Regions from separate parts of the Mus musculus genome. Here region 2 is linked to region 1. The links are chromatin loops, found by intact Hi-C in ENCODE. Cell type or tissue: left cerebral cortex. All regions are shown on one strand. Each heading gives the region's core, and the rest is flanking DNA. Links, peaks and the distances in the headings are about the cores only.

What was found. Peaks named below come from ENCODE experiments on the same cell type or tissue, not always from the same donor. Only the 100,000 strongest peaks of a DNase experiment are listed, where the experiment ranks them.
Region 2: a loop joins it to region 1, with 2.4 times the contacts of the local background. A loop is called at or near these places in 11 of 42 quality-filtered maps.

Annotation. Positions count from the first base shown.
Region 1 is chr14:27,346,754-27,352,108 of GRCm38, reverse strand. The region is part of intron 1 of Arhgef3 (Rho guanine nucleotide exchange factor (GEF) 3); the gene reads right to left. Among named protein-coding and RNA genes, the nearest start is that of Arhgef3, 13 kb to the right of the region's middle. In left cerebral cortex, for the core only: a CTCF peak has its summit at 4,532; DNase peaks (open chromatin) are centred at 400, 2,342 and 2,817; H3K27ac peaks cover 2,208 bases.
Region 2 is chr14:27,400,193-27,405,547 of GRCm38, reverse strand. It overlaps Arhgef3 (Rho guanine nucleotide exchange factor (GEF) 3), which reads right to left. Exons shown (of 10, transcript NM_001289687.1): 9 at 5,097-5,283; 10 at 1,637-3,918. The coding sequence ends at 3,569. It overlaps Gm34702 (a long non-coding RNA gene), which reads left to right and starts at 5,242. Exons shown (of 3, transcript XR_383310.4): 1 at 5,242-5,330. In left cerebral cortex, for the core only: no CTCF peak of the experiment used is centred there; no DNase peak of the experiment used is centred there.

The DNA.
Region 1 (5,355 bases), core at 284-5,283:
CTTTGGAAAATAACTCAGTAAAATATGGGCCCCTCAGAGAGCTGGAACAGGCAGCAGCCCAGGTTATGCACACAATCTCTCAGGAGTGCCAGTAAAATGAAACAGAGCCACTGTTTCAGACTGGAGCGCTGGCTAAGGCCTCCCTCCTCAATTACTTTCAAAGTTATTCATTTTAGTCAACATTAGAAGGGTAAATCAACATTTGTCCTGGCAGCAAGCCCACATTTGTTATTTTATTAGTCTGCTACTGGCTAAATTGGCCCGAGATTAAACACATCTAATAAATAGCCCTAAAATATTGGAGTTTAGCTGAAAACCACATTCAAATTCTCTTACACAGGATGTTGCTATTACTTAACCCTAGGCAGAAGGAGAAACACACACCCACACCCCTGTAAGTTCCTTTCAGTCAGCGCCAGTCCCTATTGCCTGAAGCTCTTCTTGGTCATGCTCAGACACGGTTCTACAGACCTTCAGAGAAAGAGGAAGCCAAACATTTAGGTCTCTCTGTGGCCTGGCTGTACATCTGCCTGCCCAACTTCAAGCAGCACCTTTTTTTACTCTACTGAAGCAGACAGGGCCAGAATCTTAGAGCTGTGTGTCACTTCAGGAGTCAGACCTTCTGACAAGATAGATAGGAGGCCTGCCGGCAGGACTGTGCCCCCAGGCTCTGAATCTCGGGAAGGGCACTTTGGGCAGGAATGTTACATGTTAAGTAATATGCCCCACATGCTAGTCCCATTTCCAGGTCTGGAAAATGAGGTACAGCTGGGGACAGTACCGGCTAGATGAAACCCATGGGACACCTAAGAGATGGCTAATAGCCTGATCGTGGCCACTGGGCCCTAAGGAAGGCCTTTGTGGCTTTGGAGTTCCTCAGCTACTTCCTACTGACTTCTTGGAACTTGTGGGTGGGACTAAGTTCTGTCCTTGTTTATCACTGTGGAAGGGATATCCTGGCTTCCACCCCAACCCCTCTGGGCTGGGTAGGAGAAAAGCAAGCCTTGGGCCTTCCAACCCTGCTTTAGAGTTGAGGAAACTGGCGTGTACAAATCTCAAGACTACTTTTAAGACATTTTGTAGGCTCCCGGGGAGCTTAGGAACAGACTCACAAAAGCCTCTGCAGAAGGTAACAACGTTCCTGTTAGTTTGATCAAAGAATGTAGCAATTCTTTACAAAGTATACTGGGATAAATATAAGCCCATCTTCCTAGCCAGAGACTATTATTTTAGAACCTCGAGCCAATAATGTAACCTCCTGTGGCTTGGTTTGCTAGCTGTGAAGTACAATGACCCTCCTAGAGTTGTGTGGGGGAGCATGGGAGACTCTGTGGAATGTGTGTGTCATAGGCCCACCTCAGTGGGAGCCCCCAGATGAGACCAGAGCACTTGCCTATTCCAAAGTGCAAAGGGCAGCCTGCTTCCTCCTCCAACCTGCTCGCCAGCCCGCTGCCATTCCCTGATACTTCCTAATTCACCTTCCACTGCCATGACCACTGGCATGTTTTCATTCTTCATTCCTGGCTTCTCCTTCCTCATTCCTGGCTTTATCATCTGTTTAGTAAAACTGAGAGAGGCTTGGCAGGATTCAAGGCTACGCTGGAGGACAAAAAACAGTGGTGAAATCCTAAGACATCAACCAGAGTAGGGTTGGGGGAGCCAGTACGCTGGTCTTGAGGTCTGCACGAGATAGGCCCTGCTAACACTCTGCTGAATTATGCTCTACAGGAGCTGGTACGCAGTCTTACCAGGCGCCAGGACTGTCTGGGATTAAGCAACCATAGGTACGCTGGGTATTTATTCCATCAGATATACAAAGCAGAACGTTTCTCACACAGACATGGTGCCTTTTGCTTCAGTAAGGACACTACGGATTCACATGTGTCGCCTCTCTATCTACCTGTCATCTCCCAAAGTTCAGCATTCATTATCTTAGCTTCCCAGAAAATGAAATAGAAGTACAGAGATGGAAAGAGCCACGTGCGCAGATCTCCATCTTGGTGTCCCAAAGGGTAGGACAGAGTGTTCTAGCTGAATCTGGGATGATGACATGCATCTCGCTCGGAGCTGAGCTGACAGACAGGTCTGCAGTCTGGCTGAAGATAAGGCTGAAGATAAGGCAGGGATCACATTTGGCTGCTAGATAAAACCTGCATTGTCATGGGGCGGGAGACCCAGGCTGCAGGAGAGAGCAGATACACTCCTTTGCCTTCTGGTTACTTCTTAGCTTTGACAATGATTTTTGAGCAAGGAAGCTTTTCAGGGACGTGACTTCCAGAAAGAAACATAAAATACGTGTGATGCTTCTGCCATGTGCCAGCTGTACCCAGTGGCACGTTTTATCCCTTCAGATGCCTGGCCCACGTGTGCCCTCAGCAGCAAGTCCCCACACTTTACCAACCAGGGAATACAGAACATTTTAGAACATTCAGCTCCCAAGAGAGAACAGGATAAACCCAAATCTGGTTATTCTACGTGGAAAAAACAACCAAACAATGACATGAGAAAAATCAGTGAACTGGAAACGTGTGTGTGTGTGTGTGTGTGTGTGTGTGTGTGTGTGTGTGTGTTTGTGTATGTGTTTGTGTTTGTGTGTGTGTGTGTGTGTGTGTTTGTGTATGTGTTTGTGTGTGTGTGTGTGTGTGTGTGTGTGTGTGTGTGTATGTGTGTGTATTAATTTAAACCTTCATGTTGGGGTGACACCATGCCACCCAATGAGCAATGGTATGTGAATAAATAAGGTAGAGAGTAGGCTGCTCAGTTAAGTGTGAGGGTGGTGACGTGCAATAGATTTCTATGGTCCTCTGTCATCCCACACCCCTCAAGTAAGTTTATAAATAGTTCCAAATGCTATTCCCTAGGATGGGTGTGCACGCTCACGCAGAACACAATGCTGTTTGCTTGGCCACTTCTCATGGTGCAGCACATTTTTTTTAAGACAGGATTTTTTTTTTTTTTTAAATGTTCACTAACAAGAGATTTTTCCAGCTCACCTCAGACCCTGGCTTTCTCAACTCTACATTTGCAACCTTGAACCATGATTGTGTGTTCTTTCTAGCCCCCAGACTTTAATACAAAGGAATGAATCATTTAGGGTCTACTAGAATTCATACATGTGCGAATATGGAAAAGAAGGTATCTGCAAGGCGGCAAGGAGCCTGGGAGAGAGTGAGCTCTAGAGTTCAGCTCATTTCAATTACAAAAGATAATCAGGAGACTGAAGGCTAATGTGATTTAAAAATAGGAAGACTAGCTGGGGCGGTGGTGGCGCACACCTTTAATCCCAGCAGGGGAGGCAGAGGCAGGCAGATTTCTGAGTTTGAGGCCAGCCTGATCTACAAAGTGAGTTCCAGGACAGCCAGGGCTATACAGAGAAACCCTGTCTTGAAAAACCAGAAAAAAAAAAAAAAAAAGGAAGACTAGTCACAGATTGCTGTGTCAAACAAAATGATGGAGCTTTGGAGTCAGAGGCAACAGGTGTCAATAAGTTTCTAGAAGAAACAAAGGCAGTTTTGCTGAATATGGTATGTATTTCTGGGGTAGAGGACACTCCCACCTCCAACCCCCAATGCAGGTAGTAAAAGACACGTGGATGGAGAAAAGATTCATTCTGCACTGGATCCTTCTCCCTTCTACCTCAGCATTTAGGTAGCTGGCCCTGCAAGCCTTAGTGGGCCCTGCTGCCAAGGCTGTTCTCTGCCTGACTCTAGCACATACTCTCTTGTCTACCCCAGGCAGCAACGCCAGGACCCTATTTTATAGAAGAGGAAGCAGGTGTCCAAGGAAAGGAAACCACTTGCTCCAAGTTTTACCAAGTAATTAATCAGCAGAGCTGACATTCAAATCTACCTGACTTGAAAGCCTTTCCTGCCACTCCCACCCTGACCTCCCAAGGCACAACAGCAAGGCATACACAGGGCCGTACCCTGCCAGTCTGTATCCAAGGGCTTTCTGTCCATCAATGCCTTGAGTCAGTGGTACTTATTGTCCCATTTCACAGAGCAAGCAAAGAAGACTTAAAGGGCTTTAGAGTTTGCCCAGGATCACCTAGCAAATACAGAGCTCAAGGTCACTCGCCTGTCTAAAGGCCTGGGTTCTTCTAGTTTCCTAATCCAGGGGGAACCTGGATGGAAAACTGCAACTTCACAGGCAGAAGAGAGGTGAAGCCTGAGGCAGGAATGAAAACAGGAGAAGCTGAGCCTGCTGTTTGCTAGCCTTGTCACTCTGGGACCAGAGTACCCATGTGCTTCCAGCAGACATGACGTGACCCTCTAAGGGTAGACCTGGGCTAGACAACCTCCAGCATCAGTGGTCTCACTGGACTACTTTCTAATACACGGTATTCACAGGCTTTCAAGTTCCTCACTGAGCACCCCATCACAGACGGACGACCATAAGTATCAGTATTTTAGTTTTGCTAATGATTTGGTCACACTCAAATAGACAGAAAGCATGCTTTTTTCTTTCTTTGTAAATGTGGGGAGAAACAATAGACACAGTCAGGTCTCAGTACTTGTTCACTGACAGCTAAAGAACACTAGAGGTCATATTTTTAGTTACTCAATTCTTTACCAATGGAGTCACTACACTGTGGAGTTCCCCTACACTTCTAACAAAGGACCCTTTTGTAATTAAGATGTCCTGCTAGACTACAGCAGGAAGAGCTCAAAGCAATCAAATCCACCCTCATCGGTTTCCCTTTGTCTGTGGTCAGCCCTGGGTGAGTCTTGGATGATGCATATGCCAGCGGGAAGCTGCCTCAATGGCCAGGGTGCATCTGTACTCAGACTCACACACCATCTCCTGTTTAAAACTCATGCTAGGAACTATAAAATCACACCACAGATATGTTTCGCCTACCTGCAAAGAAAGATGTGAGGCTTGCCAGTGTGCTTAGAATATCTTTTATTAAAAAAAATAGTAGTAGTAGTAATAATAATAACAATAACAATAACTATAATATCAACAACAAGAAAAAATTTCTATTTGAACCATTTGGGACCACTTGGTATTAACAACAACAACAATTCCATTTGGACCATTTGGGAAACCAACTTGGTATTGCCTAGGAAGGGATGAGTAACTTCGTTACATAGACTGACCACCCTAGCTTCTACTCAAAGACCTACACTCTAAATAGAAGCGGCTGTGGCTGCTAAGGAACTGAAGTCCTGTGGTCCCCATTTTGCGTTTTGTTGTTGTTGTTGTTGTTATTGTTGTTGTTGTTTGGTTTGGTCTTTTTTGGAAATCCTACTTCATGGTGAGTCAAGCAACACTTAAGAGGGCAAGTCAAGCCCAAGGTCTCTTCAACTTACAAGAGCCCAGAGTTGGGATTAAGAACTCAGCTCAGGAGCT
Region 2 (5,355 bases), core at 169-5,168, 54 kb before region 1:
GCTGTTTTCATTGTGTCTTGACTACAAGGATTACATCTAGTTGCATGTACTATAACAGCCTCAGAGCAGACTGAAGCCCATGTAGCCTGCCGCCACTTGTACTAACTCTCAAAATGTCAGCACCAACAACTAACCTTCTAGCAAAGATACAGCGCCTAGAGTCAACAAGCCAATGCCACTCTAGAAACAAAATGTGGAGACTGTCCAAAATGTCTCTGAAGCATGGGCAAAGGGAGACCAGAGAACAAAGCAGACGGGTTTTCTTTTTCTTTCACTTTCTCCCTTCCTTTCTTCCTTCCTCCCCTTCCTCACTCCCTTCCTTCCTTCTTTCTTTTTTTCTTTTTTTGTTTGTTTTTCGAGACAGGGTTTCTCTGTGTAGCCCTGGCTGTCCTGGAACTCGATCTGTAGACCAGGCTGGCCTCGAACTCAGAAATCCACCTGCCTCTGCCTCCCGAGTGCTGGGATTAAAAGCGTGCGTCACCACGCCCGGCTCCTTCCTTCCTTTCTTTTTCATTTTGTGTGTGTGTGTGATATTTAACTATGTAGCTGACTGACCTGGTACTATCTAGCCCAGGCTAGCCATCAAATTAAAACAATTCTCTTGCTTCAACCTCTACGGTGCTGGGATTGCAGACAGAAAACTTGATATTTTTTCCCTTGAGAAAAACAAAACTGGACTTACCATCTATGTGAACGCTGTGCCAAATCTAGGAGTGGACAGTGTGTTAAAGGATATGGCAGACACATAAAGACAAAACTCGTCATTAACCTTACCGGACTAACATGCTGTTGGAAATGCTTGCTAAGATCTTTAACCTGTCCCGTCTTTCTATAGACAAAACAAGAGCCCTACTCTGTCAGAGAAATAAAACCATTTCAGTGAACAAGCAGACTAAAATTCCAGCGTAACTTAAAAATGAAACTTCCCTTCGCCCTTCCTTTTCCTTGTTGTTTCAAGATATGATCACACTATGCAGTCCCAGCTGGCCTGGAACTTGCTATACAGAGTAAGCTGACCTTGAACTTCAGGAGATCCTCCTGTCTCTGCGTCTTAAGGGCTGGAGTTACAGGTGTGCACCACTACCCCTGTTAGCTTCAAGTTCACCGTCAGTCACTTGTGTCCGCAGTGAGATGCAATGCTTCTTTTCTGTCACAGCTCTGACTAAGCTTTGTATAGGGCATAGATAAAGGTGAGTGAAGGGGCGAGGGGTGGCAAGATGGCTAAAATGGGGAGAGGTGCTTGCTGCTAATGCCAAGCCGGATGACCTGAGTTCCGTCCTCAAAACTCATACAGTGAAAGGAGAGAACTAAATACTCAGGTTGTCTTCAGACCTCCACTCAAGTGTGGCAGTACCTGTGTACTTACGTGCATGCCTCACACACACATACACTAAGTACACACAAGTGAATAAATGGTGTACACTAAGTATACATGGTAAAAGAAATCAGAGCAGAATGCTTGAGAAAACAGAAATGTATGTTCTGTAACAGCTTTGCTCCATCAGTCGCACTATTTATTTCCGCAAGTAGTATTTGGAAACCACATGTAAAATTTCAGAAAGAAACTCTTGCCTTTCCAGAGGACAACCTGAGACTTGATGATGGCTGAGCACACACTGTACACAGGAGGAAAAGGTGTTTTTAATGCAATTTATTTGAAATGCTTCCAGAAAAGTTTAAGGCCATTATACAAAAGTATTCATTTCACCAAAACATCCGTCCACTCTCTTCCCACAGGCTGACAGACCTTGACTCACTGGCCACCGTGGCCAGCGGCTCTACAGAGAACAGTTGAAGCTTTCTCCATCATCCAGTGTCCTGTCTCAGCTTTCCACTGTGTCTGCCTGGAGCAGGTTTGTTTATTCAGCAACTTGGGAAACAAAATGGTTTTAAATAAACTTGTAATAGAAAAAAATTCACCACTGTTAAAATCTATAAATACAGAAATATGCTTTACAGGGTAGAACTGATCATAATATGTCTTGAAAAATAACCATGTCATATACCTGTTTTTCTATTGGTTGCTCTTGTCTCACAGCTTCTTTGAATGCACATGACCCATGTGTACAGTAAAGGGACAACTTTGTATTTTGCTGCTTCCTTTTCTGTAAACTTGATGCAGAAATTAACAACAACAAAAAACTTTTTTGGCAATAATTTAGAATCATTACTACTAGTGCTGGTGTGGGTATAATTTTGTACAAATCCCCTAAGTATTTACACTTGCAAGAAGCTGTTTAGTTTGTGAACATTTTATTTTCCTCATGGTGTGTGTTTGTTTGTTTGTTTGTTTGTTTGAACCCATCCTTGCTCTGTAAATCAAGGCTGGAACAAAGAAGTTTCCAGTTTGGCTAGCTGATCCTAGATAATGAGAGCTAATGAAACTGGCCTCAAGAGGAATTAACCACCAGTCTGACTGTAGCTCAAGAACCAGAGCCTGAAAGCAGAGCAGGAAATCCTGAGACCGCCCGGAGTAACTTCAGTTTCCGTGGTTTGCACAGGAGGCTTCAGTGACAGTGACCCGCTTCTCACCCCCAAGTCCTTCTCTCTTGTTTGTAAACAGAGTCCCAGGTGCAGTCACAGTCTTCCACTAGAAAAGAGGAGTGGCCGAGGTGGATGAAACATAAGGTTGATGGGGTCCTATAACCTTGGCAGATCTTCTCGGGCCCCTGGCAATCTCTGTTGTCGTAGGCTAGAAATGGCTTTTCTAATGGCAAGCCACTGGCGATGACAAACACTTCCCACAGCTGTCCCCCACTTCAGCTGAATAGTCAGAGCTGGCAGGTGCTTTTAGCTCTGTTTTGTTTATACTGTGGAACTCAGTTTGAACTAGAACTTGGTATGTAGCCAAGGCTGTTCTTGAACTCCACATCTTCCTGCCTCTGCTCCCAAGTGCCAGGTTTGTAGGCCTGTGCCACCAGGCCTGTCTGGCAACTGCTTTTGTCTTGGCCCTCTCTAAAGCCACTTCTGTTTCAGGTCTTCATAGATTGTTACATTCAACTTGCACTGGATGAAACCACAGGCTTCAAAACAAGGCTTCCTCCTTTGCAAAATTAAACCTCAGAAACCCTCAGGGATGTTTTCATGTTTTCTGGTTGAATAACACAGAACCTGAGCTCACGCTAAGGGTTAATTAATTAGACTTTCTGCCTTCTCTTCCAATGCCATCTCCGTTCTCTGCAAAACTCTCTCAATGCCAGGACTACAGCTACTAGGTCAGAGCTAGAGGAACATTAGAGAAGCATGGGACGAAGGCTTTGTCAACCCAGTCCATGCAGAGCAGTAGTTTAGAGACCCTTTCTGTTTTGAAAGTAGGACAAGTTAAAGTAACACGGTCAGTTCCTCCCCACTCATCCAGATGCTTGTGAGATACAGCAACAGGGTAAGGACTGCTGTGAGCTGACACAGACTGAGCGGCAGTTACAGTACTAGGGACAAGGAACAGAGGGAACTAGGCCAACACAGGCACAGGAGTATTACAAAGTGCCTCTCCAAACAGTTCACGTGTGGAATGCAAACACTGTACAGGTAAGAAACAGCCTGCTGCTAGCAGGGTCACAGTCTTCTGTCAGACACTCTCCTCGGGCCTGCTGTTTGCACAGGAAGCGTCTGTCTGTTCCATCCGCTCACACTCAAGGCTGACCTCACTGGTGTCCATACTGCAGTCCGACTCGCTGTCCGATTGGTCCATCTGCTCAAGTTTTGTTTCTCCCTGTGGCTCCCTGTTCTCAGTGCCGGGACCCTGGACCAGTCCCTCAGAGTCAAGCAAGCCAGCCTGGCCGGCAGCAGACAGAACAGTTTCTTTTGCCTGACGGATACAGTTGAGCCACTGCTGTTTGTTGAAGGTGTCGTTGGCTTGTAGTGAGTGGGTCTGACTTTGGGATCCATTTTTGAAACTGACTCTGAAGAAGTTTTTAACTAGAAATGAAGAACACATGAAGAGAGAGTCAATGGGTAGGTATTTGTCAAGGCTAACAATATCACACAGAGTGGCCCTAATGTAATGGGCGTATCCCAGACACTGATTACAGAATGTCTCTAACTGATGCAGGACTCAGTTGGTTCTACCCTGGTGCCACACTTATTTGACTGGAGTGACACAGGTCTAGCTCAGATTTTCTTTTTTTTTTTTTTCTTTTTCTTACTTTTTTTTAAACTGGTCTTTGCCTTCTCACATTAATTAATAAATATTAATTAATTAATTAGTTAATTATTAGATATTTTCTTTATATACATTTAAAATGCTATCCCGAAAGTTCCCTATACCCTCCTCCCACCCTGCTCCCCTACCCACCCACTCCCGCTTCTTGGCCCTGGCATTCCCTTGTACTGGGGCATATAAAGTTTGCAATACCAAGGGGCCTCTCTTCCCAATGATGGCCAAGTAGACCATCTTCTGCTACATATGCAGCTAGAGACACGAGCTCTGGGGTACTGGTCAGTTCATATGGTTGTTCCACCTATAGGGTTGCAGACCCCTTCAGCTCCTTGTGCTTTCTCTTAGCTCAGATTGCTCTTAGCTCAAGGGATTGACAACAGCTGCCTGTATGTTAGAAGCCCTTGGAACAGACATGGAAGGGGCTGAAGGGAAGAGACATGGGAGGGGTTAGGAAGAAGAAACATGGGAGGGGTTGGACGGAAGAGACAAGGGAGGGACTGAGGGAAGAGAGATATGGGAGGGCCCGGAGGAAGAGACATGAGAGGGGTTCTTAACTCTCTTCAGCTACATCAGAACAACTACAAAACCTTGCACTGTGCAACCAGTGCCCACACAGAGACTGTATGGTATTAAGCATACTTTGATGTAGCAGTAGGGGACAGAGCCAGAGAGCAAACGGTGCACCAGCTGCATGCAGCTGCGTAGGACTGGGCTCATGTACTATGGTCTGCTGCTTAACGCCCAAAGCAGTCTCAAGAGAAAAGCAGATAAGTGGAAAGCTGACGGCTCAGAGGTCCAACTTGACTGTCCATCCATCAGTAGGTGAAGTGTTAACACTGGGACAGTTTGCTATTCACTTTTCTCCAGCCAGCCACTCCTTCCATATTTCTACGATCAAACGGTTCAGTGTGTCACCGAGTCTGCTACCCACACATACCTCTCTCGTTGTTGCTGAAGGCCCCGCGCAGGGAGCCACCCAGCCGCACTTCTCCATCCTGCAGGTCTTCCAGCGTGAGGTCCTTCACAGGGATGGGCTGTCGGTACAACTGATAGCAGAGCTGCTCGTTGTGAGTGACAGCTCGGGTGATCACCAGCACTTCTTGGAACAGGAAAACATGGAGTTTCTAGAAGAAAAGAGCCCACAGGATTGTCCTGAGCAACCATCTAAGTGGTGAGTTTGTGGGTCTCTGCGGCAA